2 separate regions of the Homo sapiens genome follow, and region 1 is linked to region 2. A link is an interaction called in ENCODE POLR2A ChIA-PET data of the cell type or tissue named here. Cell type or tissue: OCI-LY7. All regions are shown on one strand. Links, peaks and the distances in the headings refer to the core of each region. The heading gives the core; the rest is flanking DNA. Region 1 holds the start of TOMM20 (translocase of outer mitochondrial membrane 20). Region 2 holds the start of LINC03108 (long intergenic non-protein coding RNA 3108).

Evidence for each region. ChIA-PET counts read pairs that join two places held together with the same protein. Peaks named below come from ENCODE experiments on the same cell type or tissue, not always from the same donor. Only the 100,000 strongest peaks of a DNase experiment are listed, where the experiment ranks them.
Region 1: POLR2A ChIA-PET joins it to region 2 with 23 read pairs; 2 of 35 experiments call an interaction of 5 or more read pairs at or near these places.

Annotation. Positions count from the first base shown.
Region 1 is chr1:235,126,226-235,138,443 of GRCh38, forward strand. It overlaps TOMM20 (translocase of outer mitochondrial membrane 20), which reads right to left and starts at 2,612. Exons shown (of 5, transcript NM_014765.3): 1 at 2,370-2,612. The coding sequence starts at 2,490. RBM34 (RNA binding motif protein 34) reads right to left here. Exons shown (of 11, transcript NM_015014.4): 7 at 11,866-11,949; 8 at 11,652-11,715; 9 at 9,809-9,848; 10 at 9,427-9,545; 11 at 4,958-5,772. The coding sequence ends at 5,488. It overlaps SNORA14B (small nucleolar RNA, H/ACA box 14B), which reads right to left and starts at 1,712; the gene lies at 1,578-1,712. It overlaps LOC105379283 (a long non-coding RNA gene), which reads right to left and starts at 1,976. Exons shown (of 2, transcript XR_949295.4): 1 at 1,404-1,976; 2 at 694-744. RefSeq lists enhancers at 2,340-2,559, 2,790-2,889. In OCI-LY7, for the core only: no CTCF peak of the experiment used is centred there; DNase peaks (open chromatin) are centred at 1,646, 1,996 and 2,706; H3K4me3 peaks cover 3,203 bases; H3K27ac peaks cover 2,471 bases.
Region 2 is chr1:234,980,170-234,995,703 of GRCh38, forward strand. LINC03108 (long intergenic non-protein coding RNA 3108) reads right to left here and starts at 607. Exons shown (of 2, transcript NR_186308.1): 1 at 487-607; 2 at 1-174. RefSeq lists enhancers at 6,291-6,830, 6,793-7,087, 6,831-7,370, 7,371-7,910. In OCI-LY7, for the core only: no CTCF peak of the experiment used is centred there; DNase peaks (open chromatin) are centred at 4,412 and 7,662; H3K27ac peaks cover 1,667 bases.

The DNA of each region.
Region 1 (12,218 bases), core at 1-8,000, 140 kb after region 2:
TCCACATTCCAGCAATTCTGCCTCAGCCTCCCAAGCAGCTGGGACTACCGGCGTGCACCACCACACCCGGCTAATTTTTGTATTTTTAGCAGAGTGGGGGTTTCACCATGCTGGCCAGGCTGCTTGAACTCCTGACATGAGGTGATCCGCCCACCTCGGCCTCCCAAAGTGCTGAGATTACTAGCGTTGAGCCACCACACCCAGCCTCAATTACCTGTGAACAGACTGCAAGATTATTCTAAATAAATTTTACAAAAACATCAAACAACAAAATATTTCTACTCATAAAAATATCTCATCCGGACGCGGTGGCTCACGCCTGTAATCCCAGCACTTTGGGAGGCTGAGACGGGCAGATCATGAAGTCAGGAGTTCGAGACCAACCTGGCCAATATGGTGAAACCCTGTCTCTACTAAAAATACAAAAATTAGCCTGGCATGGTGGTGTGCGCCTGTAATCCCAGCTACTCAGGAGGCTGAGGCAGAATTGCTTGAACCCGGGAGGCGGAGGTTGCAATGATCCGAGATCACCCCACTGCACTCGAGCCTGGGCGACAGAGCGAGACTCAAACAAACAAACAACAACAACAAAAAATCTCTAGCATTCATCAATTACCATGTGTGAGGAACAGGACTAAAACTCTACACTATACCATTTTACAAAAAGGGAAAACTAAAGCTTGAAGTTACTTGCCTAAAGTTACTGCTGCAGCTAAGTAATTCACTGTAATCATTAGGTTGCCGCTAAATCCAGAAAAAACAATTTTAGATTGAAAATGATGGAGAAGTTATTTTGAAATAACATTCCTCCATTTGTCTAAAATGATAGCTCTTGTTTCTGCAACAGGACTTCAGGGTTTCCAACGGAAGATAGGGTTAATCCATTCTTTATAACTCTGCATTTGTACCAAAGCCCCCAGCTGTCACCCATTTTGGCAACTACAGGACAATAACCCGAAGGCAGAATGACCACCAGCATTTATGGAGGAGCATTTCCTATGTCAGAAAACGTGGAAGGCAATTCAAACATCTCAACCTTCACAAGATCAACAAGAGGTAGGTGGCATTACCTGATTTTACAACTACAGAAATTAGGATTCAGAAACCCCAAATTATGCCGCTAACCTGGCCCTAGAAATTCAAGGTCTGAATGTAAAACAGTATTCTATTAGTCTGCCTAGTCATAAATCAAATTATGTCTATATCCCTTCCCTCCTAAAACATAAGAAAGCTGGAACTAGATGTCTGATTCTTAGTGCTAGTAAGATCAGCGCTGCAGTCACTGCTCACACAGGGCTACTGAACACTTGAAATGACTTAGTATAGCTGAATTAAACCGTAACCACTGTTACTTAAGTAAACAATAATCCCTTCTTTGTACCCCTTGGGCTTTAGTAACTTACGTATCAATTTTAATTCCAAAAACTAATTTGGCTGAACAACCAAGATAAGCCAAAAAATATTTCTTATTGCAACAAATTTGCTCTTCAATGATGCGAATGAAGATTCTCCGAAAATTCAAGGTGGATCACAACGGTTTTCATGACACGATTCCCCTCTGGTAGACCTCTCTTAAAAGATGTCGCAGGTATGAAATAAGACTGAGCCACGGGAGAAGCGCAGCCCTTTGGACTCCCCTGCAATTTCTATAGCATTCACTCATATCTTGGAAGCACTTAGAACGAAGCTACCAAGAGGGTTTAAGAATGCAGCAATGAGCCAGGCGGATCATCTGAGGTCAGGAGTTCGAGACTAGCCTGACCAACACGGTGAAACCCCGTCTCTACTAAACACAAAAAATCACCGGGCGTGGTGACGCCCGACTGTAATCCCAGCTACTGGGGAGACTGAGGCAGGAGAAGCGCTTGAACTCGGGAGGCGGAGGTTGCAGTGAGCCGAGATCGCGCCACTGCACTACAGCCTGGGCGACAGAGCGAGATTCCGTCTCAAAAAAAAGAATGCAACAATGATACTGCACTGAGCATGCGGATTTAGCCTCAGACTAAAATTTGCGACAAAAATGCACGACTTTTTAGTTAAGAGTAGAGGTTTAAAAAGATGAACGACAAAAAAAGAGACAACCTCCTCCCCAGGCCACACACACCCGAGATTGCAACAGAAATCAAGAGTGCATTTGCACGGCTAAAGTGTCTGGGGAAAACAAAACGGGAAAAATCCTTCCTCCAAAATGGAATTCCTACGGGGCACTAGAGCCCCCGGAGCGGCGCAGCCAGCGCCATCGCCTATTGAGGGCCGCACCACGCGGTCGCCCTGCGCGGCCCACAGGCTGGTGGGAGGCAATGACCCCTCCTGTGAAGGGCGGCGGCCGAAGGCAGCAAGCCTGGCCAGGGGAGAGAGGACCCACTCACGTTCTCGAAGCCTGTTCTTGAAGTTGGGGTCACTTCGTCTTTTGCGGTCGAAGTAGATGCAGTACCCAATGAAAAGGGCCCCGCATACACCGGCGGCGATGGCGCTGTTCCGACCCACCATCTTCTCTACAACGCTGAGCGTGGACGGTGGCGGCAGGGACCGCGAAGGAGCGGTGGGCCACGAACCCTCAGAGCGGTCGGCGCAGCTCACACCCGACGGCCGCGGGCCAGGAACACAGAAAGGCCGAGCACACGCCACTTCCGGTCCCAGTCAACTAAGGGCCTCGAGGTCGTCCGCGGCAGAGCCTGAGCAGAGGCCCAGAGCGCGGCTCCTGCGCCTGCGCAGTGGGCGAAGCCGGCGTTTCCCCTGCGCCGCTGGGTGTACGCACTGGAGTCGGGAATTTGCACGTGACCACGGACTTTTTTTCATATCCGCCGACCATGCTGTAACGAGGCGTACGCGTTACTGGCGTGCACGTACTCAGAAGACTAGCTGACAGCCTTGTTTGTGGCAGACAGAGATGCAGGGTCCCAGACTGCGAATGCTTCATCTTGTCTAACACAGGCAGCCTGTGACTTGTTTGAATTAAACTGTACTTTCTTTTCAGGTTGCCACAATCCATTGTGCGTAGTGGTTCCATTTCAAAAGAATGTTACAGGATAGCCTCATTTTATGATAACTGGAATAAAATTAAATGGAGTAATTTCTTGAAAAATATACACAATTGAAGAAAAAATAGAAAACGTGAATTGTTTTATAGCCACACGAAAACATACACATGATCAGGCCAGGCGCGGTGGCTCACGCCTGTAATCTCAACACTTTGGGAGGCCGAGGCAGGCGGATCACTTAAGGCCAGGAGTTTGAGACCAGCCTGGCCAACATAGTGAAACCCTGTCTCTACTAAAAATACAAAAATTAGCTGGCCATGGTGGCCGGGGCCTGTAATCCCAGCTACTCTGGAGGCTGAGGCGGGAGAATCGCTTGAACCAGGAGGCAGAGGTTGCAGTGAGCCAAGATCGAGCCACTGCACTCCAGCCTGAGTGACAGATCAGGAGTCCGTCTCAAAAAAACAAAATATATATATATATGATCTAACTTAAGATATTGACAAGGAAAATCGTGGGCAGAAAGCAGGCATTAAACAGACACTGTAAGTTGAGGGGTATCGAAGTCAAGCATCAGTGTCAAGAGACATTGGAACCAGAGCTACCTTACCTTGAATAGGGGCTGGGTAAAATGAGGCTGAGACCTATTGGGGCACATTCCCAGGAAGTTTGGCATTCTTGGTCACAGGATATTTACAGGGAAGGGAACAAGTTAATAATGTTTACCTAACAGACCCAGGAAATGTCCTGATGTCCTGATATCTTAAGAACAAAAGCATTCTTAGTTTAATTTTCCCTTTAAAGATAATATTGATCCTTGCAGAAGACAGTAGTTACACAGGATTAACAGTCCTTTGACAAAGACCAGGCAGTGTCTCACACCTGTAATCCCAGCACTTTGGGAGGCCCAGATGGGCGGATAGCTTGAGCCCAAGAGTTCAACACCAGCCTGGGCAACATGGTGAGACCCTGTCTCCACAAAAAAATTAAAAACTTAGCCAGGCGTGGTGGCACACACCTGTGGTCCCAACTACATGGGGAATGATGCGGAAGTATCCCTTAATCCCAGGAGGTTGAGGCTGCAGTTGAGTTATGATTGTACCACTGCAGTCCAAACTGGGTGACAGGGTAAGACCTCGTCTCAAAACAAACACACAAAAAATCCTTTGTCACAAGCTCTTGGAGTAGAGCTCATCTTCCTCATTTTTTTGCTGTTCAATACAAACAAGCCTTGTACCTAAGGTGGACATGTTCCTTCTCTTGCTTTAGGGTATGCACCATTCTACAAAGTAACCTTTCACTTTTTTTTTTTTTTTTTTTTTTTTTTGAGACAGTCTTGCTGTCACCCAGGCTGGAGTGCAGTGGCATGATCTTGGCTCACTATAACCTCCACCTCCTGGGTTCAAGCGATTCTCCTGCCTCAGCCTCCCCAGTAGCTCGGATTACAGGCATGTGCCACCACACCCAGCAAATTTTTGTATTTTTAGTAGAGATGGGGTTTCACCATGTTGGCCAGGCTAGTCTCAAACTCCTGACATCTGGTGATCCACCCACCTCGGCCTCCCGAAGTGCTGGGATTACAGGCATGAGCCACCGTGAGTGATCTTCTTTATTTTCTTAATAAACTTGTTTTCACTTTACTCTGTGGACTGGCCCCAAATTCTTTCTTAGGCAAGATCCAAGAACCCTTTGTTGGGGTCTGGATCTGGATCCTTTTCCAGTAACACGAGGTTGCATAATAAAGAATTTGGCTGGCCTTTGTCCCCAGTTCCTGGGAGTTCTAGCCCCTTGGAATTGATGAGTGATTCACTCCTGTAATCCTAGCACTTTGGGAGGCCAAGGTGGGAGGATCACTTGAGTCCAGCAGTTTGAGAGCAGCCTGGGCAACAAAGTGAGATACTGAAGCGACATCGTTTGGGGTAATACCCAAGGTTCATTGCTTCATGCCAAGGAAATCAAGAACTTGAGCACACACGGAGTAAGGTTAAGAGCAGAGGTTTAATAGGCAAAAGAGAAAGGAGGCTTGGGTGCAGTGACTCACGCCTGTAATCCCAGCACTTTGAGAGGCCAAGGCAGGTGGATCACCTGAGGTCAGGAGTTCGAGACCAGCCTGGCCAACATGGTGAAACCCCGTCTCTACTAAAAATACAAAAAATTAGCCAGGCGTGGTGGCAGGCGCCTGTAATCCCAGCTACTTGGGAGGCTGAGGCAGGAGAAGCGCTTGAACCCAGAAGGCAGAGGTTGCAGTGAGCCAAGATCACGCCACTGCACTCCAGCCTGGGAGACAACAGCCAAACTCCATCTCAAAAAACAAAACAAAAACAAAAAAACCTTCAAAGGTAGTATCACAATGTGAATAAACTGAGAATGTGGAAGTCTCCACATTTCACATACACCATCCATAAAGAAGTATAAAACTCAACACATGAATAGCAGACGATGCTATCAGCAGATAATAGCACTTTTATTAGCAGTACTCAGCAGGAAAAGAAAAAGCAGTTCCTGGTTGTTATTTCTGTTTTCTCTGTTTCTTAGGGCGTCCACTTTTCTTCTGTCCTTTCTTCTTCGTTTTAAGGAGAACAGCTTTTTCTCCAATAAATAAGCTTTTAGGATGTCCTTCTGCAGTTTTGGAAGTAAAATTAAGTCCCTGCTTAGGTTTACTGACATTCTTCAATCGTGGATTTGAATTTTGTTGTTTAAATTTTTCTTTATTAACAGAACGCATGACTCTGAGTTTTCTCCCCATGAGTTCAGAATTATTTAATTTCAGAGCAAGATGAACAGAATCTGTATTCTGCAAAAGAAAACACAATACATTAATTGCTACCAGAAACCCATCTGCAAAGAAACTAGTGAAAGTGTCACTTTAACAGATGAGAACGACTTTCAAGCTTGCACAGATAAGCCCCATCCAATCCCAGGTGTATCAGCTGCTGCACTCGAAGTCTCCTCATCACCATGCTCGTCACCAGTGTTTCCTCAGAAAGCACTCAAGCTGCCTTGTGAAATGTTCAGCTAAGTCACAATGCTACAGGCTTCGTGGTTTTTTTTTTTCATTGTAAAATGAGGTTCTAGACTAGATTAGTCATATGCAATATTGGCTTTTTTTCTTTTTTCTTTTTTTGAGACGGAATCTCGCTCTGTTGCCAGGCTGGAGTGCAGTGGCACGATCTCGGCTCACTGTGACCTCTACCTCCTGAGTTCAAGCGATTCTCTTGCCTCAACCTCTCAAGTAGCTGGGATTACAGGCGCGGGCCAACATACCCAGCTAATTTTTGTATTTTTAGTAGAGACAGGGTTTCACCACGTTAGCCAGAATGGTCTCGATCTCTTGACCTTGTAATCTGCCCACCTTGCCCTCCCAAAGTGCTGGGATTACAGGCATGAGCCACCGCGCCTGGCCCCCATATGCAATATTTTAAACGAATAAACCTCCTTCGTATAGCCATCTTTCTGTCAAAGCCCCATTGTATTAGCTGACCAGAGGGCAGGGAACGCTCCATTACGAGATGTTGGACTAGACACCCTCTAGGGTTCCATTTAGATCCAAAATTCTGTTATACTTCTGTTCCAATATAGAGCCATTAATGCTAACAACCCTGAATATCCATGAGATGTTTGTTAAAGGACTTTAGAAGCTTATCAAGTAATAGAAGAAAGGGAGCAGACAAGCAGAAAGGTAACTACAATACAGTAACAATGGCAACAAACGCTGTGACAATCTTTCTAAAAAAGCTACCAGGCAATTCTCATCAAGAGTCTTCAAAATGGTAACACATCTTAACCTAGTATATCCTAATGGGGATCTATCTTAAGTAATCTACAATCCAAACTTTTGGGGAAAAAAACATAACCAGGCCAGGCGGGGTAGCTCACACCTATAATCCTAGCACTCTGGGAGGCCAAGGCGGATAGATCACTTGAGCTCAGAAGTTGGAGACCAGCCTGAGAAACATGGTGAATCCTGTCTCTACAAAAAAATACAAGAATTAGCCAGACATGTGGCACACACCTGTAGTCCTAGCTACTCAGGAAGCTGAGATGGGAGGATCGCTAGAGCCTGGGAGGCAGAGGCTGCAGTGAGCTGAGATCGTGCCAAAGCACTCCAGCCTGAGCAACAGAGTGAGACTCTGTCTCAAAAACAAAAAACACATAACCACTGCAATTTCATTATTACAGGGAAAAACAGAGAATTCTACCAAGGTCCAACATGAGAGAAATGACAGTATAAACTCTGTTATATCACTCAATGGAACATGCTTACATAACAGAAAACAACATAAAATAAGATGTAAATATAATTTAAGTTCACAGAGACAAGTTCAACTATAAAAATGGCAGCACAAGGAAAAACTGAAAGGAAATGTAGTAATGGGTTGTTACTGAGAGAAGAAAAATTTATGACATCACATAGTATGTACAGTCAGCTCCCCAAATCCGTGAGTTCAGTATCAGAGGATTCAATCAACTGCAGATAGAAAATACTTGAAAACAACAAATAATATGACAATAAAAAAATTTATTATATATAACAATATACATTCATGCAAATGTGCCATTTTATATAAGGGACTTCAGCATCTGCAGATATATATATACTGTTTGCTATGTGAGAGGGATCCTGGAACCAATACACCGTGGATATCAAGGGATGACAATAGATTATTTTTTTGTTTTGAGATAGGGTCTCACTCTGTCAGTTCGGCTGGAGTGCAGTGGTGCAATCATGGCTCACTACAGCCTTGACCTCCCGTACTTAAGCAATCCTCCAGCCTCAGCCTCCTGATAGGACCACAGGCGCTGGCCACCATGACCAGCTAGATTTTTATTTTTTAATTTTTCTTTCTTATTTTAAAACAGGGTCTCACTCTGCCATCCAGGTTGGGTGGCTCACTGCAGCCTCGACCTCCCAAGGTTCAGGTGATCCTCCTACCTCAGCTCCTCAAGTAAATGGTACTACAGGCATGCACCACCACGCCCAGCTGATTTTTGTATTTTTTTGTAGAGGCGGGATTTCGCCATGTTGCCCAGGCTAGTCTTGAACTCCTGGGCTCAAGTGATCCACCTGCCTTGGCCTCCTAAAGTGGTGGGATTACAGGCGTGAGCCACCGCACCCAGCCTTACTTGTATATTTTTTTGTAGAGTCGGTGTCTACCTATGTTGCCCAAGCTGGACTTGAAGTCCTCACGTTAATCAATCCTCTCGCCTCAGCCCTCCAAAGTGCTGGGATTACAGTCACGCGTCAACATGCCCGGCCTGTATATTCTTTTACTCCTTAATATTGTCAGGCATGAAACACTGGTTAAAAATTAGCGAACTAAATATAACTAATTTTGTACAAAGAATAAAACTTTCTTATACCTTAATGTCAATTATTTACTCTATCATACAGAAGGTAGAGAAGATTCAGTGATTTAGTACTTCTAATATCCAGGATCAAAAACATTTAATTAGTATGAAGAAAGAACTGGGACATCTTTTGGATAGGTGCAGTTGTAGCAATATATTATGGCAGGTTATAAATTCAGTTCTCGTTTTCGGGTTTTTTTTTTTTTTTTGAGACAGAGTTTTGCTCTTGTTGCCCAGGCTGGAGTGCAATGGAGCAATCTCGGCTCACCGCAACCTCTGCCTCCCGGGTTCAAGCGATTGTCCTGCCTCAGCCTCCCAAGTAGCTGGGATTACAGGCATGTGCCACCATGCCCAGCTAATTTTGTATTTTTAGTAGAGATGGGGTTTCTCCATGTTGGTCAGGCTGGTCTCGAATTCCCGACTTCAGGTGATCCACCCGCCTCGGCCTCCCAAAGTGCTGGGATTACAGGCATAAGCCACCACATCTGGCCGGTTTGTTTTTTTTTTTTTGAAACGGAGTCTTGCTCTGTCACCCAGGCTGGAGTGCAGTGGTGTGATCTCGGCTCAATGAAACCTCTGCCTCCCAGGTTCAAGTGATTCTCCTTCCTCGGCCTCCCAAGTAGCTGGGATTACAGGTATGAGCCACCACATCTGGCTAATTTTTAAATTTTTTGTATTTTTTTTTTTCCCCCTTGAGATGGAGTCTTGCTCTGTGGCCCAGGCTGGAGTGCAGTGGCACGATCTCGGCTCACTGCAACCTCCACCTCCCGGGTTCAAGCGATTCTCCTGCCTCAGCCTCCTGAGTAGCTGGGATTATAGGCACCTGCCACCACACCTGGATAATTTTTGGACTTTTAGTAGAGACGAGGTTTTACCATGTGGGCCAGGCTGGTCTCAAACTCCTGAGCTCAAGAGATTCACCCGTCTCGGCCTCCCAAAGTGCTGGGATTACAGGCATGAGTCACTGCACCTAGCCCAGTTTTCTTAAGATGGAATTTGAGAATGGAAGTGAAAGTTATGTCTCAATGATGACATGCAACAGTGTCAATGCCTCCCAGGGCACTTCGAAGGACAGTGACAATGCATTAGTCTCCCATACCTCAAAGAGCACATAGCCAAACCCTTTGCCGATGCCTGTCATTTTGTCTCTCACAATCCTCACGGCCATGATACTTCCACAGTCCAGAAAGTGCTTCTCAATGGCAGATTCTTCAACTTCTGAAAACAAATTCAATCAAAATGGAAGTAAAGAGTTGGGAGCCCCTCAGAAACATGGAGTTGTTTAATAATACAGCTAGTTAAGCATGGTCCCATGAAAATAAGCCATTATATTGCACACTTTTTAGTACATGTGCTGCCACGGCAAACACATTGCATGCTTTAAAATTAGTCTTAAATCAAAACATTAAGTTACTACTCAGTTCTTATTTCCTTGTTATTTATTTAGTAATATTAACTGTACTTTGTTTAAACAAACTTACTATAAGGGAGATTCCCCACAAAAACCGATCTCTTGTCTCTCTGAAACAAAAAGACAGTTAATAAAAATCACTCACTAGACCAGAAAATGGAAGTCATCGAAAATCCTCCCTATCCCTCCTTCCCCCCATATCTGACAGGTCACCCATCTTCTAATTTAACCACACATCATGTTCTTTGATTCTGTTTCTTCTGTCTTCCCTGCTGGACTGTGTGTGGGTACCAGAGGAGGGGAGTGACCTTTTGTTCACAGCTGGCACTGACACACGGTAGGGATCAGGAACGGACTGCTATATTGGGAGCATGCCAACTTTTTCTGTAAAGGGCCAGATAGCAAATATTATAGGCTTGGCAGGCCATGTGGAATCTGCTGCAACTACTCAACTCTGCCATTATACCTTGAGAACAGCCCTTGGATAATACACAAATGAATGGATGTCGCTGTGTGTCAAAAGAAAACTTCATTAACAAAAAAAAAGCAGCACGTAGATTTGGCTCTCTGCCATAGTTTGTTGACCCTGTACTGGGTCCCCAAGTCAAGCCAGGGCTTTCATCCAGGTCGTTGTCATTTCTCCACTAAGTTCCTTTGATATCGACAGAAATGCACTCTATGTTTCTGTGGGTGAACTGTTATAACTGTCCTTCATTCATTTCTAGGCACCTTTGTCAAGTCCAAATCTGGTCATGTCACTCTTAGTTTAAATTTTTAGAATAGCTCCTGAACAAAATCCAGACTCCTCTGTGTGAAGCACGGTAGACAAGGTCTTCATGATTTGGCCTCTGCCTATTTGTCCAACAGCAACTCTTACATACCTCACCCACCTAATAATTGTACCAAGCTCTTGCCATCTCCTGAGTGAATTAGTTTCTGTCCTCACCATTTATACTGTTTTTCCTCCCAGACATGGCCCTCAGCCTTTACAACACTTTTGGTCTACATAAGCCTTCTCTTCTTTCTTTTTTCCCCCCGCTTCTCCACAGGGTAAGGTCTATCTCCTCATCTTTCAAGACTATTATGAAATTTATTCCCCTGGAAACTTGCCTTGTCCCTTCTTCCTGGCATATCCCCAAGTCAAGTGTCCCAATGCTGAGCTGACAAATCATCCTGTGCATTGATGATAGTACTTATACAACAGTGACATGACCTGTCACTCCAACCCTAACATATACTGTCAGCTCCTAGGAAGTTGAGACTATGTCTTAGAACTGCATCTCTGACAGAGTGTGTACTAAAAACTGTCTAATGAATAATTGAACTTTCTAGACCTCGGTCTATAATGTGTTAGACCAGATGATGTCTAATGTACCTTCTGACCTAATTATGCTTATTTGAAGAGGACTATGTTTTTGTTTCTTTTTAAGAAACAGGGTCGCCCTCTGTTGCCCAGGCTAGAATGCAGTGGCACGACTACAGCTCACTGCAGCCTCAAACTCCTGGGCTCAGGTGGTGCTCCCACCTCAGCCTTCTGAGTAGCTGGGACTGTCGGCATGCATCACACACTTGACTAATTTTTTTTTTTTTTTTTGTAAAGGCAGGGTCTTGCTACATTGCTCAGGCTGCTCTTAACTCCTGGGCTCAAGTGATCCTCCCGCCTTGGCCTCCCAAAATGTTAGGATTACAGGCATGAGCCATTGTGCCCAGCCAGGACTACGTTTTTGAAGGGAATGTTGACCTCGGTCCTTGTGCCTCTCTTGCCATCAACTCTGTAACCACAGAGGACATAGGCTGTTTCCTTCTGCGCTTCCCTCACATTGCTGATTCCAGTCCCCTTCCAGGAAAAGCCTGGAAGGAAACATTTCTCTCTACAAAGCTCTCGTTCTTTAAACAAATCAAGTACTACTTACAGATGAGGTCTCAGATGCGAGATCAACTCTAATACGAAATCCATCTGCAATCTGGGCCCCATTTCTGTATTATAAATACAAAGGGAAAATGGTTGTTAAAAATGAGCACTCGATTACTAAAACATCTATGCTAAAGTGAAACCAAAGAATAAAAAAAGTACTCATACATACTTATAGGACAATTATTCTGTTCAAACCTAAGGGATAAAATTACCTTTTCAATGCTTGCGTGGCAGCACTCTCCTCCTTAAACACAACATAGGCATTAATATTTTTCTGATCAGGATGAATTTTACGTCTACACCAAAAAAAAAAAAAGAAAGAAAGAAAAGAGAGACAAGGTAAATTTCTTAGCCTCAAAGTCACTAGAAAAAAATCTAGCTGTTTTCAACTCTTAACACACATGACAAGAATTCCTGGGTGGACATTTCATCTCTTTGAATAAATATTTAGTAATAACTCAAAAAATAACACACAACTTATAAAGATATTAGTGGAGACACAACCCATACTTTCTTAGGAATCATAACCATGAGAAAACAGATGAACCATGTATATGAATCCCTG
Region 2 (15,534 bases), core at 4,083-12,082:
TGCAGAGGGCTTCCAATTCTTTATCAAGCCTGCACCCGACTCTTAGGTTATACAGTCTTAGGCACAAGCAATTATCTGAATAATTGGAGTGTTTCTTAGAAGAGGTTTTAGGTGTCAGCAGCGATGTCTGTTCAGACGGCACACTAGTGACAGATCCTTGGAAAACTCCATGCTCTAGAAGAAAAAGCCAATCCTGACTTTTCACTTCGGAATGTCTCAGCTCCCCACCTGACCCTCTCCTATCGTATCATTGGCTAAATAGACAAAGGGACCACAAGAAAACTACCTCCTCCTTCAACTGCCTCCTCCATCAGTCTAGCGCCTGCCTAGGTGGAGCCCCTGAGAACTATGCTGCTCCCCCAAATGCAACTCCCACAAAGGAGGGAGCTCTTGAGGCAGGCACAGATCCAGGATTTGCCTCGGCTCTCTATGTCACTAGCCTCTCTCAGCTGAAACCACAGGAAGGCCTCAGGTCAGAAGGCTTACCCAATGTGAAGCAAGGTCATAGGGTCCAGCTGAGCCCCCTCACTCATCCAAAGGGGTCAAGGGAGGGCCAGCGGCTACAAGGGGTCAGAGCCTCAGGTTTGACTCCAAGTTCAAAGAATCTAGCTAAAGCCACACTGTGCCCCCTGGCACCACCCTCAGAAACAGATCCAATCCTGAGTCAGAGAGGAAGCAGACACTCACTGAATCACGCATCCACTTCCTCCTACCCACAGCCGCTCAGCCAAGACCAGCAGCCGCTTCCAAGGGACAAATTAGTGACTGACACTCGGAAAAGTTGATGCTGTAAAGGAGAGCAAGCAGGGCGCCACGCACGCGGTGTGAACCACCAGGACCGAGTTTACTGTGGCTCCCCACCCCCTGCATTTTTCAGAGTAAAACTGCACATTTTGTAACAGCCCCTATCCTGTCCTGCACTGACCTTGGCTGTGTTATTTTTCACTTCCCTGTTCAGAACACAGCCACACTTTCCAAATGCCATGAATCATCACCACCGAGCAACGGCCATTTAGCAAGGCAGGAAACCACTGCGCACCAGGCCTGGAAGGAGTAGCTCCCTGCAGTGGGCCTCTCCCACCCTGGCTGTTCGTCGTGGCAAGAGTCCACCACGGAGGCTGGCAGGGCAGAGTTGCCACCCCATGTTCTCAGTTTCTCCACCATCGTCCCTGGGGGCTTCCAGTTCCCCCTTGCACTAGGTCACAGGCAGCGTTAGCCATCTTCTGACTTTCCCGAAGCCTCTCTTGGTTGCATTGGCTGAAATGAAGCTGTCACCTTCCAATCTCGGAAGGGAGAGAAATTCTTGGTGACATTGGCTGAAGTGAAGCTGTCATCTTCCTATCCCAGAAAGGAAAGAAATGGGGAGACCCATTCGAGACCAAGGGAGGCCAGGCGCCATGGCTCACGCCTGTAATCCCAGCACTTACGGAGGCCGAGGCAGGCAGATCGCTTGAGTCCAGGAGTTCGAGACCAGCCTGGGCAACATGGTGAAACCCCGTCTCTACTAAAAATACAAAAATTACCCAGGCTTGGTGGTACATGCCTTTAGTCCCATTTACTTGTGGGGCCGAAGCAAGAAGATCCCTTGAGCCAGGGAGGTCAGGTAGATTAGATCAGGTGGATCTTGCACAGACATCAACAAGACATGGGACGTGCATTCTGCCTGCAAGTGGCCTTGCAGTTATAGGCAAATGTCATCCTGTCATCCTTTATGACCAGAGCCATGCAGGCTTCTAGATGCCATTCAACCAGTTCCTGAAAGTAGTCACCGGTGAGTCCATAAATCAATCAATCAACAAAATATTATTACCCTCAAATGGTTATCAAACTGTTCTGTGCTAGGCACCTGGCACCATGGCTCTCTGAATAACATATGTCTGCCTTCATGCCAGCCTTAGTTCCTCATGTAGTAATGATATCCTCATATGAAGTCATTATTTTTGCCTCTATTTAACCATAAACAGTACCATTCAAAAGTAAAATGATCTAGGAAAGGCAAATCAATACAACAATAAAACATCAGTTTTAACCTATCAGATTGGCCAAAACTTTAAATATTGTCAATGGCTAGTGTTGGCCAGAGAGTGTGGAAATGGGAACTCTCCTTATTATTGGTAGATGTTTAGTGTTATACATTTTCTGGGAGAAATTTGACCCTGTACATTAAAATTATTCATGAGTACTCTTTGTCTTCTTAATTTTAAAACTAGGAATTTATTCTCAGTTGAGCCACCAGAAAAAAATTGCACAGATAGTCATCACAGTGTGGCAAATAAATCTAAAAAATAAATAAAGCTGAAACAACCTAGAAGTGATTGAGTCAGTGACTTATAGTATGTTTAATCATATGCTATGCAACCATTAAACATAATGTTGGAAATCTACATCCAAAGCCATAGGAAGATATTCACATGGATCATTCTGATAGATAAAAAGTAGGAGCTGATACAACATTTGCAGCCCATTTATGTAAAAATGTTGTTGTGAGGGCGTATTCATAAAAGAGACACCTGGAGGCTTATCAAATCGTTGACAGTGGTCACCTCTGCAGAGTGGGATTTGGGGATGATTTTTACTTTCCTCACATTTTCTGTATGTCTTAAAATTGCCTACAATACATATGAAGCATACTTACAGTCAGAAAATATACACACATTGGCCTGGCGTGGTGGCTCACGCCTGTAATCTCAGCACTTTGGGAGGCCGAGGTGGGTGGATCACCTGAGGTCAGGAGTTCGAAACCAGCCTGACCAATATGGTAAAAACCCGTCTTTACTAAAAATACAAAAATTAGCCCAGCGCAGTGGCATGCACCTGTAATCCCAGCTACTCGGGAGGCTGAGGCAGGAAAATCGCTTGAACTAGGGAGGCGGAGGTTGCAGTGGGCCGAGATCATGCCACTGCACTCCAGCCTGGGCAACAGAGCAAGACTCTGTCTCAAAAAAAAAAAAAAAATTTAAAAAGAGAGAAAATATACACACATTTCTTTTCATTTTAAAACCAAATGCAACACAAATCTAAAAGCTGTTTGCCTAACAGATCATATCTGTGCAAGATAAGTTTTACATGTTCTCTTTCTGATGGAAGATGTTTCTGCGGACATTCCACCAGAAGGTCGTGGGTCCTAAGCTGTTTTTCCAGAGCTCTGATAGGCTGAACTGAATTATGTTCACACTCTCTTACGCAGCCCCTGTGTGGCAACCTGATGGATCAGGATGGCTGACCAGGGGTGGAGGGGTAGAGACAGGGACATGGCAGAGTTTTCTCCAACAGGTGCCAAGTATCCAGTGTGGTAATCAAATCCCAGCTTGGAATTAACTAAATTAACTACCACAGACCTCTCTGGGTGGCCAAGCAAATTCAGACGTTTTGAAAATATATAACTCACAACCTCTCTCTCTCCTCAGCTCCAGAAATAAATTCCAGACCCTTGGAGATCACAAAAACCTAAAGCCAGAAAGATCCGTAGGCAGTCATGTATTTTGGACTCCTCGTTTGACGTTTGAGGGAACCAAGGCTCAGAGAAGTGAAGTGACTTACTCAAGGTCACACAGCATAAGGGTGGCAGACACAAGAGAGCTTGTGTCTCTTCATCTGTAATCCAAGGTTGCTTTTGCTATAATGCATCTAGCACCAGTACAGTGGGCAGGGGTGGGTGTTAGTGTGGAAGATGTCCTTCATACCATCATAAACGGTTCCTGTGAGGGGTCCAGAATATACTATGATGGCCTCTGGCCCTGTAGAAGAGTCTAGTTAGAGTTACATGTGAGCATTCTTAACCAGAAAGTCATGTATTTTTCTGAAAGGGGATAGAGAGAGAGCTTTCACTATATTTCAAAGGGGTCCCATCACACAAGGAAAACTAAAAATGGATGAACTAAAGCATGGGTTAGCAGATGTTTTCTATCAAGCTCCATCGAGTAAATATTTTGGGCTTTGCAGGCCGCATGGTCTCTCTCCCAGCTACTCAACTCTGCCCTTGTACTGTGAAAGCAGCCATTGATCAAATGTGAACAAACGGGCATGGTTGTGTTCCAATAAAGCTTTATTTACAAAAACAAGCTGTGGGCCAGATTTCGCCCAGGTTTGCCAACCCCAAAACCTAAGGATCCGATCAACTTCCTTTCTATTACATTAGATGCTGCTTGCCCCTGCTCTCGGGTGAACTGAATGACATCCATATTCCTGGCAATGGATCCAGCACTTAGCCAGGGACCACCAAGGAAGTGGAGAGGCACATAAAAGGCATTCGTTTCACTTTTTCATTAAACAACAACTTCTTTGAATTCCTAATTGGAAACTTTCACACAAGAATCGAGGTTGCTGCAACTCATTTCCTGCTGCCCTGCTTGCAGTGTATTTTCAGCAAAATAATTGTTGAGTGTGGAGGCTGACATTTGACCTCTGGTGGCTGCCAGCAACATACTTTGCTGACTCATTTGCATATATGGTGTTCGAAACACACTGGCACATTCTTCCCTTTTCGCATGAAGCCCAGACGTCCTTGATTAACTGGAGACTAAAATAAGATCTCAAGGTGGAGCGAGGCTAGGAGGGAACTGGAGATTTTTTTCTCCTGTTGTGGCCAAGGAGCACTTTTTTTTTTTTTTTTTTGAGACTGAGTCTCACTCTGTCGCCCAGGCTGGAGTGCAGTGGCGCGATCTCGGCTCACTGCAGCCTCCGTCTCTCGGGTTCAAGCGATTCTCCCACCTCAACCTCCCGAGTAGTGGGGACTGCAGGCGCGTGCCACCACACCCGGCTAATATTTTATTTTTAGTAGAGACGGGGAGTACAGTGGCACGATCTTGGCTCACTGCAACCTCCACCTCCTGGGTTCAAGCGATTCTTCTGCCTCAACCTCCCGAGTAGCCAGGACTACAGGCACGTGCCACCACACCCATCTAATTTTTCATTTTTAGTAGAGACAGGGTTTCACCATGTTGGCCAGGCTGGTCCTGAACTGCTGACCTAAGGTGATCCGCCTGCCTGGGATTACAGGTGTGAGCCACCACGCCCAGCCCAGGGAGCACTTTAATGCAAGTTGAGAAGTACTCAGCACCTCCTCTGTTACCGGGTCAGGCCTTGCAATGTGTACAAAGCACCGGGCCTGGGATCCAGGACATTGGTCCTCTGCATTTGTCAGATCCCATTTGTCCTGGTGTCCCCTGGGAGACATGTCACTCTCCTGCTCCACAGACCCTCACCCACCTACAACCCTTGGGCCTTGCCCCTTCCAAATTCTGGTACCAAAAGGACTGGGTCAGTTGGTTCTAAAAGTGAGAGGCAGGTGAAAAAAAAGTTTTTCCATTTGTGCAATGATAGTTGTGAATACTCTCTGACCCTATGCAGCAGAAATCCCATCTGTGGATAATAGCTTTGGGGTGCAAATGCCTTCTCTGGGCTGTTTTAGACCCCATTCCATGCTTTGGCATTAGGACATACACAAACACACTTCTCTAAGGGACACAAGAGGTAACAAAGCCCTCCTTCCAAGAGGACAGTGGAGGAGGGAGAGACCAGGCTGGCGTCAGGCCAGCAAGGAGCCGGTATTGAGTCCTCCACTCTGTCTCCCACCTGGGTGTCCCAGTCCCTGGACAAGCTGGCTCCTGCGGGAGGCCCCCATTTCACATCTCAAGCGGCTTCCAGAGGATTCAATGAGCTATTTTTTTCCTTTTTCTCTTGTTATATAAAAATTATAGGAGGCCATTGTTTTGAACCAAGCTCCCACACTAGGCCCCAACAGACCAGACTAAAAATCAACATGGGCCAGGCACAGTGGCTCACACCTGTAATCTCAGCACTTTGGGAGTCTGAGGCAGGCGAATCCTTGAGCCCAGGAGTTTGAGACCAGCCTGGCCAACATGGTAAAACCCCATGTCTAGAAAAAATAACAAAAATTAGCAAGGTGTGGTGGTGTGCACCTGTAGTCTCAGCTACTCGGGAGGCCAAGGCAGGAGGATCACCTGAGCCTGGGAGGTCAAGGTTGCAGTGAGCAGAGATCATACCACTGCAACCCAGCCTGGGCACCAGAGTGAAACCCTGTCTCAAAAAAAAAAAAAAAAAAAAAAATCGGCCGGGCGCGGTTTTTACAGGCTCAAGCCTGTAATCCCAGCACTTTGGGAGGCCGAGGCGGGTGGATCACGAGGTCAGGAGATCGAGACCATCCTGGCTAACACGGTGAAATCCCGTCTCTACTAAAAATACAAAAAAATTAGCCGGGCGTGGTGGCGGGCGCCTGTAGTCCCAGCTACTCGGGAGGCTGAGGCAGGAGAATGGCGTGAACCCGGGAGGCGGAGCTTGCAGTGAGCCAAGATCGTGCCATTACACAACAGCCTGGGTGACAGAGCGAGACTCCGTCTCAAAAAAAAAAAAAAAAATCAAACTGGAGTCACCCACGCTAAAGTTCCATACCACCAAACCAAAACAAGGTTGTTATCTGACCTTCTGAGAATGGAGAGAGAGAACAGCCAATCTCCCAAAAGGCCCGTTTAAATCTTCAATCAGAATGATAATGAAGTTCTTTCTGCTTTAATCCTACCACAAAAAAAGGTAGCATGAAGTCACCCAAGGTTAACTAACGAGTTATTTTTCTATTGTTCTATCTCCCTGTGCCCTCCTTACAAGAACAAGTAACATTGAAAAGTAACTAATACAATCTTTGTTCCCTGTTTCTGTTTTCTTCAGTCCTTCTCTGTCTACAAAGCCAACCTCTTCAGCTCAGCTCAGGGAACACTTATTCCATTGTGTGGAATGAAGTGTTGTTCGATGCCAGAATCACAAATCAAGACAATCAAGGTCTTTAAGCTAAATTTTTTGTCATTCTGGTTTTTGACACTCTTTTCTACCGGGACCTGTTTCCCAGCTTTCTCATGGAAAATCCCTGAGCCGGCCACTTCCTGTTTTTGTTTTGCTTTTCTACCCCATTGGTGTACCCTTTGACCTTTTGTCCCTTGTCATGATCCTCCATCTCAAACTGGGAAACCACGCATAGATCAAATCCCCAGCCCCAAGCAGCTAGCTCTGTGCCGCGTGTACTAAACAAATCCTTTCTCCGAGGGGTCCTCTGAGTTGCTTCCTTACCTACAAATGGGATGCTGAGAAGACTTAGGCATTTGTTTTGGGCTCTGCTGGGCTCCCTACCCTGTGTCGTGATGCCCCCAGCAAAGCCCTAGGCAGGGGTGGATGCCGGGGTGCAGGATCTCTACATGCAAACTTTAGTAACAATCATTGCTGAGTTCTGAAACTTCTTGATCCACTTTTATTTGGAGCTAGAGGTTCTCTTCTGCTTTGTTTTGACAACTAGACTGGCTAGACTATGGCCTGGTGACGCCTGTTCTTTTTCCTTCTTTTCTCCTGTTTTGTCCCCTGCCTCTGGGCCCGGCATTCCTGGCATATTTGGAAAGAGTAGGAGCTGGCCTGAGGCCACTTTTCCGAGTATCTTCTCAGCCCTGCAGTCCCGTTTCCAACACACAGTCTCTTTGCTTTTGTTTATTCTGCGTTTCACACTCCCAGTCAGGAGCCAGTCCCACAGGCAGGCCCAGAGATCAGACTGCACAGGCGAGAGGGCTGGAAACTCCAGGGTCCTCACCGCCTCTGCAGGTGGAACATGCAAACCGGTCAGACAAAGGAGGGGTTAACCTTGTACCCATCTTATGGGGAATTTCCCCAAATACATCTGGCACCTACGAAGTGAAAGGGAAAAAAGAACCCCACACAGTAAGCCCCACTGCCTTTGAGGATTTACTGCCTGGAGCATGGTCCACTGCAACCTCATTAAGGGCCCAAAGTTAAGCACTATTTTCCCTTGGTCTCTGTCTCCCCGGCTGACCTTCGCTAGCACACTTTACCCCTCCAGCCTCAACTTTCCTCTCTCTGGAGGCGCCTAAAGAGGCTTACAGAGCAAGGCGCTTCCAGCCAGGGCTCAATCGGGTGGTACCTGGGGTGACCTCATTTTCTGTCAGGCCCAGCTAGGCCTGTCTTACATCTTACCTGGAGGAAAGGTCAACACAATTCATAGCAGAGGAAAACCTGAAGTTTACTCTAGTCTCTAAATTGTTTTCAAGTTCCCATGGGGGAAAGAGATTGATTCATTTTGTTAATAAGCAAAGGTCTTATTTTTCCACCTTTAGTCGTATAAACGTCAAGGGGGAAAAAAAGGCTTTGTATTCAATCAAAAGACAGTTCCAGCATTTTAAAAAAGTCAAGTGGAGATGAAACAGATGATCTTCCAGGAAAAAAAAAAATAGTCTTAACTCCCAAATTATAACACCTTAAATTATCTCATGTTTAATTCTAGCAACAAAGACCTCAGTGTTTGCCTGTGTTAAAGAATAGTTAAAAGCATAGAGTGTTAGGAGCTACAGCCAAGATTCTTCCAGGTTTCTTGTGCCCTGCAATGAATCAAACCACTGGCCCAGAAAGGCCTTTAAATGGAGCCATAATATCAAATTCAGAGTTTCATAGCAGTGTGACTCAGTAATAGCCAAAAGATCAGCAGATGCATGGATAAACCAAACGTGGTAAATCCACACCGTGGAATATTATACAGCATTAAAAAGGAAGGACATTCTGGCACTTGCTATAACATGGATGAACCCTGAAGGCATGATACTAAGTGAAATAAGCTGGTCACAAAAGGACAAATACTGCATGATCACAAGTATTTGAGGTTCCTAGAGTTATTTCTGTTTTGCAAAATGAAAAAGTTCTAGAGACGGGGGTAGTAATGGTTGTACAACAACATGAATGTGCATAACACTACCGAACTGTATACTTAGAAATGGTTAAGATGGTATATTTTATGTTGTCTATATTTTACCACAGCTTTTTAAACATTTAATTAAATGTTTTAAAGTTTCCGAGTCGCGAATAAAGAATCTTGAGTGACTAAGCCTTCTCCTTCTCTGTACATGCAGAGCCGTGTATATACAGCTCTTTTCTGAGAACCATTGATTGTGCCTTTAATTTAGAGTCAATGCAGAGTCACAAATGCACCCGCCCACTTTTCTGCTTCAGAACTTAGCCTAAGCTACCACATCCTCCATTGTAAGGGAGAGAAAGGGCAGTTCTTTGCCCTGTTTGACTAATGGAAAAACCAGAGGTCATGGAGGTTAAGTAACTTGCTCAAGGTTAGGCAGTTCACAGGGGCTGCCCTCAGTTAAAAGTTCCTGGTGGAGCTGTCTCCAGATTTATAGCCCCCCAAAGCATTGAATAAACCTGGGTCAAAACCAACGTGTGTGGGTGGAGAGATTGGAGTGGCATTCCAGGACCGATTTTCCAAAATGAGCTCTAAAATCAGTGCCATGTGGACAAAAGCAATCCAGAAGGACATCACATTTGTTCATTCAAACAGTGTTCATGGCAGGGCACAGTGGCTCAGGCCTGTAACACCAGCGTTTTGGGAGGCCCAGGTGGAAGGATCACTTGAGCTCAGGAGGTCAGCCTGGGCAACATAGGGAGATCCTGTCTGTACAAAAAATGAAAAAGCATTAGCTGGGTATGGTGACTCATGCATGTAGTCCCAGCTACTGGGGAGGCTGAGGTGAGAGGATCGCTTGAGCCCAGGGGGTTGAGGCTACGGTGAGCCATGATCACGTCACTGCACTCCAGCCTGAGCAACAGAGTGAGATCCTGTCTCAAAAACCAAACAAAATGTAAATAGTGTTCATGGAGTTCCTACCGTGGGCTGGGCTCTCTGCAAGACACAGCATCCATGCCTGGGTCCCCACCGAGCTTGGGGCAGGGGAGGAGGCAGGATGCAGGCCTTCAACAACCAGTTGCAAGACAGGGTGGCAGTGCAGAAATGGAGAAAGTGGTGAGCACAAAGGAGAGTTCCAGACCTACCTGGAGAGGTGGAGCCATCAGCTGAGACCCGGACAGGTGGGCACTAGGGCAGGTAGTACGTGGCGCGTGTGCAAAACACCCGGGACACGGAGAGCCTGGTGACTTGCAGAGAACCCTCCCTCTGCTCTCCCACATGCCCTGTTTTTCCTCAACACTGATCATTCCCGTTTTCCTATAAACATGCTATTCTGTCTTCCCTATTTAAAAAAAAAAAACAAAAAAAAAAAAAACTAAGAATTCCGCATCTGTGCCAGCTATCTCCTTTTATTAGCTTCCTGGGGCTGCTGTTACAAAGTACCACGGACTGGATGGCTTAAACAACAGAGACTGACTGTCTCCCAGTTCTGGAGCCTGGGAGTCCAAGATGAAGGCCTTGGCAGTGTCGATTTCTTCTGAGAGTGTGAAGGAGGCTCTAAGCCCTGGCCCCTCTCCTGGCTTCTGGTAGCCTCGGGCGTTCCTTGGCTTGGAGATGGCTGTCATTAACCTGTGTGTCTTCACATCACCTTCCCTCTGTGTGTGTCTGTGTCTGTGTCCAAATTTCCTCCAGTCATATTGGATGAGGGCCCTCCCTAATGACCTCAGCTTCATCATCATCAGAGACCCTATTTCCAAATAGGCTCACATTCACAGGTACTGGGGGTCAGGTCTTCAGCATCCTTTGAGATGGACACAATTTTTCCCATAACACTCTCCATTGCTCTGTTCTCCTTTGTAACAAAAAGCCCTCCAAAGAGTCTTCTAGACTCAGGGGATCAACCACGGGACCCACTGAGCTCACTCTGTGGTCTTCAGGCACCCCTCAAATTTGTATCTCCAGCCTCAACCTCACCCCAGAGCTTCAGACTCATATACCCTCATCCCTTAATTTAGTAAACTCAGAGCAAAGGCCACCAGACATCCTGACTCCACTCTTCCCTTCTCCATCCGCCACCCCTCACTCAGAGAGGATGGCTTAAGCTTCAACACCTGCAACCAGGACTGTGCCTTCTTGCCACCTCCTCACCATCGTCTCTCCCCTGGAGCATGAAAGGAAACTTCTCACTGCTCTCTCTACTACCACCCACGTACTCAGTCCCAACACAGCAGCCAGAAGGTTATTATACCTCCTGGTGTGCACTTAAACCCTCCCATCACATCCCAAATAAGAGTCAAATTCCTTAGTGTGGCCAGCCAGGGCTACCTGGCTACCAGTCAGCCCCTCTGCCTGTCACTCTCCATGTTTCTCACACAGCTCTCACCACCCAGGCCTTCTTATTATTTCTCAATTACTCCAAGCTCATTCCTACCATAGGGCCTTTGCACAGGCTTTTCGCTTTCAGCTATAATGCTCCTTCCCTTTACTGCAGGGGCTAACTTCACTCCATCTCAGCTTCACTCTCATCTCCCCCGGGAGGCCCTCTTAGACCATCTCTCCTAATACTCACCCCTCCCAGATCACTCTCCATCCCTTACCTTGCCTTATTTTCTTCAGTATCACCTACCACTCTATGCAATTAAGTTGTCTATTTATTCAGTTATTACCTGTCATCAGTCTAGAATGTAAGTTCCATGAGGGCAGGAACATGTCTCATTCACGCAGGGTCTTCAATGCCTGTAACTAATGTTTGTTGAAAAATAAGGACTTTGGGCCTGGCATGGTGGCTCGTGCCTGTAATCCCAGGACTTTGGGACACCAAGGTGGGCGGATAACCTGAGGTCAGGAGTTTGAGACCAGCCTGACCAATATGGCAAAACCCTACTAAAAATACAAAAATTAGCCGGGTGTGGTAGCACATGCCTGTAATCCCAGCTATGGCTGAGGCAGGAGAGTCACTTGAACCTGGGAGGCAGAGGTTGCAGTGAGCCAAGATCATGCCATTGCCATCCAGCCTGGGCAACAAGAGTGAAACTCCATCTCAAAGAAAAATAAGGACTTTGTTTCAGGAGCAATGGGGAGACTGTAAGGGTTCAGGGAGAGGAGTGACAACATCAGTGTTTCATTTTGAGAGTTCCCTCTGGTTACTGCATGCAGAAGAGACGAGGCAGGGCCAATACCCAGGCGAGAAGCAGTGCACCAGCCCCTATGGAGGTTCAGGGGTATCTGGTAACCTGGAGAGTCTGAGGATCCCATGGTCTTGAGTTAAATCTCTCTGGGACTTCAGGCAAGTCAGTAAGCCCCTGCACACCTCAGATTCTTCATATGCTAAATAATGTGATATGAATTCCTGCTACAGTTGGCTCTTAGTATACGAGGGGGATTGGTTTCAGCAACCCCATGTATACTCATATCTGCACATACTCAAATTTGCAGTCAGCCCTGCAGAATCTGCAGGTATGAAATGTCCCCCTGCTCTATATGCAGGTTTCACATTCTGTGAAGACTATATTTTCCATCCGCATTTAGTTGGAAAAAATCTGCGTATAAGTAGATTCACATAGTTCAAGCCCATATTGTTCATGGGTCAACTGTATAGAGAGTTGGGGGGCAGGGATTAGAGGAGACTCTGCTTATAAAGCTCTGAGCACATGGCCAGTGTTCAGCCAACATCAGCTATTGTCTTTTTTTTTTTTTTTTTCTGAGATGGGTCTTACTCTGTCACCAGCCTGGAGTGCAGTGGCGTGATCTCGGCTTACTGCAACCTCCGCCTCCTGGGTTCAAACAATTCTTGTGCCTCAACCTCCCAAGTAGCTGGGATTACAGGCACACACCACCACACCCAGCTAATTTTTTTTTCTTTTTTTTTTTAAGACAGAGTCTCACTCTGTTGCCCAGGCTGGAGTGCAGTGGCACGATCTCAGCTCACTGCAACTTCTGCCTCCCGGGTTCAAATAATTCTCCTGCCCCAACCTCCCAAGTAGTTGGGACTACAGGCATGTGCTACCACGCCCGGCTAGTTTTTTGTATTTTTAGTAGAGACAGGGTTTCACCGTATTAGCCAGGATGGTCTCGATCTCCTGACCTTGTGAGCCGCCTGCTTTGGCCTCCCAAAGTGCTGGGATTACAGGCATGAGCCACCATGCCCAGCCAGCTATTATCTTTATTGGAATTGAACAGACATGGAATTTACTGGAGGTGAGGCATGGGAGGAAGTAGGATATGGAGGAAGAAGCCCAAGGTACCAGCCTGAGAACCAGGGTGAAGGGTGCTGCTGTTTATGAAGCTGGGGTGCTGCAGGGCAGGAGCAGGTTCAGGAAGGGAGATGGCCTTGGGTTCCGTTTGGGGCATGTGGAGGTGGGTGCACCTGTGAGACCTCAGGTCCAGAGCTGAGAAGGCTGGGTGGGCAGAAGATGGTGATTTGAAAGTCATATGGGCATAGAAATGGTATTGGAAGCCACAGGGATGATTTGAGGGGTGAATGCAAGATTAAATGAGAAATGTGCCAGGGATAGAGTGCTAAGAACACCCACAATGGCTGGGCGCGGCGGCTCACACCTGTAATCCCAGCACTTTGGGAGGCAGAGGCGGGCAGATCATAAGGTCGGGAGATCGAGACCAGCCTAGCCAACATGGTGAAACCCCGTCTCTACTAAAAATACAAAAATTAGCTGGGTGTGGTGGCGAGTGCCTGTAATCCCAGCTACTTGGGAGGCTGAGGCAGGAGAATCGCTTGAACCCGGGAGGCAGAGCTTGCAGTGAGCCGAGATCACACCACTGTAGTCCAGCCTGGGCAACAGAACGAGACTCCATCTCAAAAAAAAAAAAAAAAAAAAAAGAACACCCACAATTAAAGGAACAAGTTCTCCAACAAAGGATTCTCATAAGTTGTGGCCTGAGGGGAACAGAATAAAAAGCAACAAGGTGTCATGGAACTCAAGGAAAAGGGACCTTCATGAAGATGAAGGGAGAAGTCAGCTGTGCCTGGTGTTGGTTTTTCCTTTCTAGAACTAAAAGCCAGAATGATTGACAAGGCCCCCCAGTGATGGGGACCATGGTCCATTCACTCCCAGCAAACCTTGGGGAAGAGGATGCAGCGTGGAGGTAGCCTGTGGAGGAGGATGGAATCCTGCCTCCTGCCAGGGTCTGTCCCCAGCCATACTGTGGTGGTTTCATTGCAAATCACCAGGTCCTGGGTCTGACACTTTACTTTCCCTGTTCCTGCAGAGTGACGGTCACGCAAGCTGATCTGAACCTCCACTGGCTTCTCAGACTCAAACCAAGCACTTCTCTTCCTGGGATCACGAGTTCTATTCAGAGTGGGCCCTGGAGGCCTTCAAAGCTGGGCCCCAGGTTCTCACGGTGAACTAAACTTTCTCCGCAAACCCCCTTGGCCCCACACCTGGCTTATCTGGCTCCAGCCCTGAGCCACCCAGCACTGTCCCGATGTAAATACGTGTTCAGCAGAGACGCACAAGGACTGGCAAGGATGCCTCATACTAGTTGATCCTAAATCTAAAAGACTATGTTTTTGCTACATTCACTCACATGCATCACACACCTGTAGGCACACATGAACACATACATGCACACACGCACACATTTTCTTCCAGTTTAACTCATGCTACTTAGAGAACCAGCTAGAAGGTGAGCTTTCTCCTAGGCCCTCTCATTACAGATGAGGACACCCAGGCCCCAAGAAGCTCAGCGTTTCACCAACAACCCTTGGCAGTGACGGTGAGTGTGTCATGCTGAACCCCTCTCCCTCTCTCTCACCTCAGTGCTCCTTTTAACTTCCTCTCTTTATTTTATTTCTTGCCAATTCATGCCCTGCCTTCCCTCCAGAACTCAACCCTGAACCTTCTCCCACCGGCACAACCGTCTGTAACCAGCCCCTGCTAACTCCTCAGAACGAGTGGATGCCGGAGAATGTTGACTTCCTCCCAAGAAGAAAGTGAAGGAAGCAGAAACCTCCTGTCAGCCAGATCCCACCAGGACCCCTTCCCACAGACCCACTTGATGCTGCCTCTCACGGCAGCAGGGGAATGCTTGGTGGGGGTGGCTCTGCTTCTCATAGCAAAGAGAGAATTCTTGGAGGGCAGAGGCTGTCCTCAATATATTTTCCACCTGGTCCCCACCCTCTAACCGGTGTTCTGTTAGAAATGCGTGCACCACACATGTCTCTCAGAGGCCAGGCGGGCTTCAGGGCTACCAGGGCACCTGGATGGGCTCCACCCCATGCCCAGAACCTCAAGAGCTCTCTGTCCTGGAGGGAGTCCACTTCCTCCGAACTTCCCAGGAAGCCATCCAGCCCACTGACATCCATCAAAAACAAGCTCCCTGGGCAGGCTGTGCTTGGAGGAAGGATCCTCTAATGTAGCATCATCCCTATGGGGGAGACCTGAAGCAGACTGTTTTCAAAGTAGTTTTTCTATCAAGGCCTGGGCAAAATGCATTCATTAGAAAAATCAGAGGTGGAAGGAAGCTCATGAACTCATCAAGGTAAACAGAATCTGCAGTTGGTTTACAATCGTCTCTCTGATATCCCAGGAAAAATATATCTTACAGTTTATCTTAGGGATGCCATCAGAGAAAGGTATATATGTATAGGTGTGTGTGTGTGTGTGTGTGTGTGTGTGTATGTGTGTGTGTGTGTATATATATATGCATATATATGTGTATATATGTGCATATATATGTGTGTATATATAGGTATATATGTGAATATATAGGTATATATGTATATATAGATATATATGTGTATATATGTATATATAGATATATATGTATATATGTATATATAGATATATATGTATATATGTATATATAGATATATA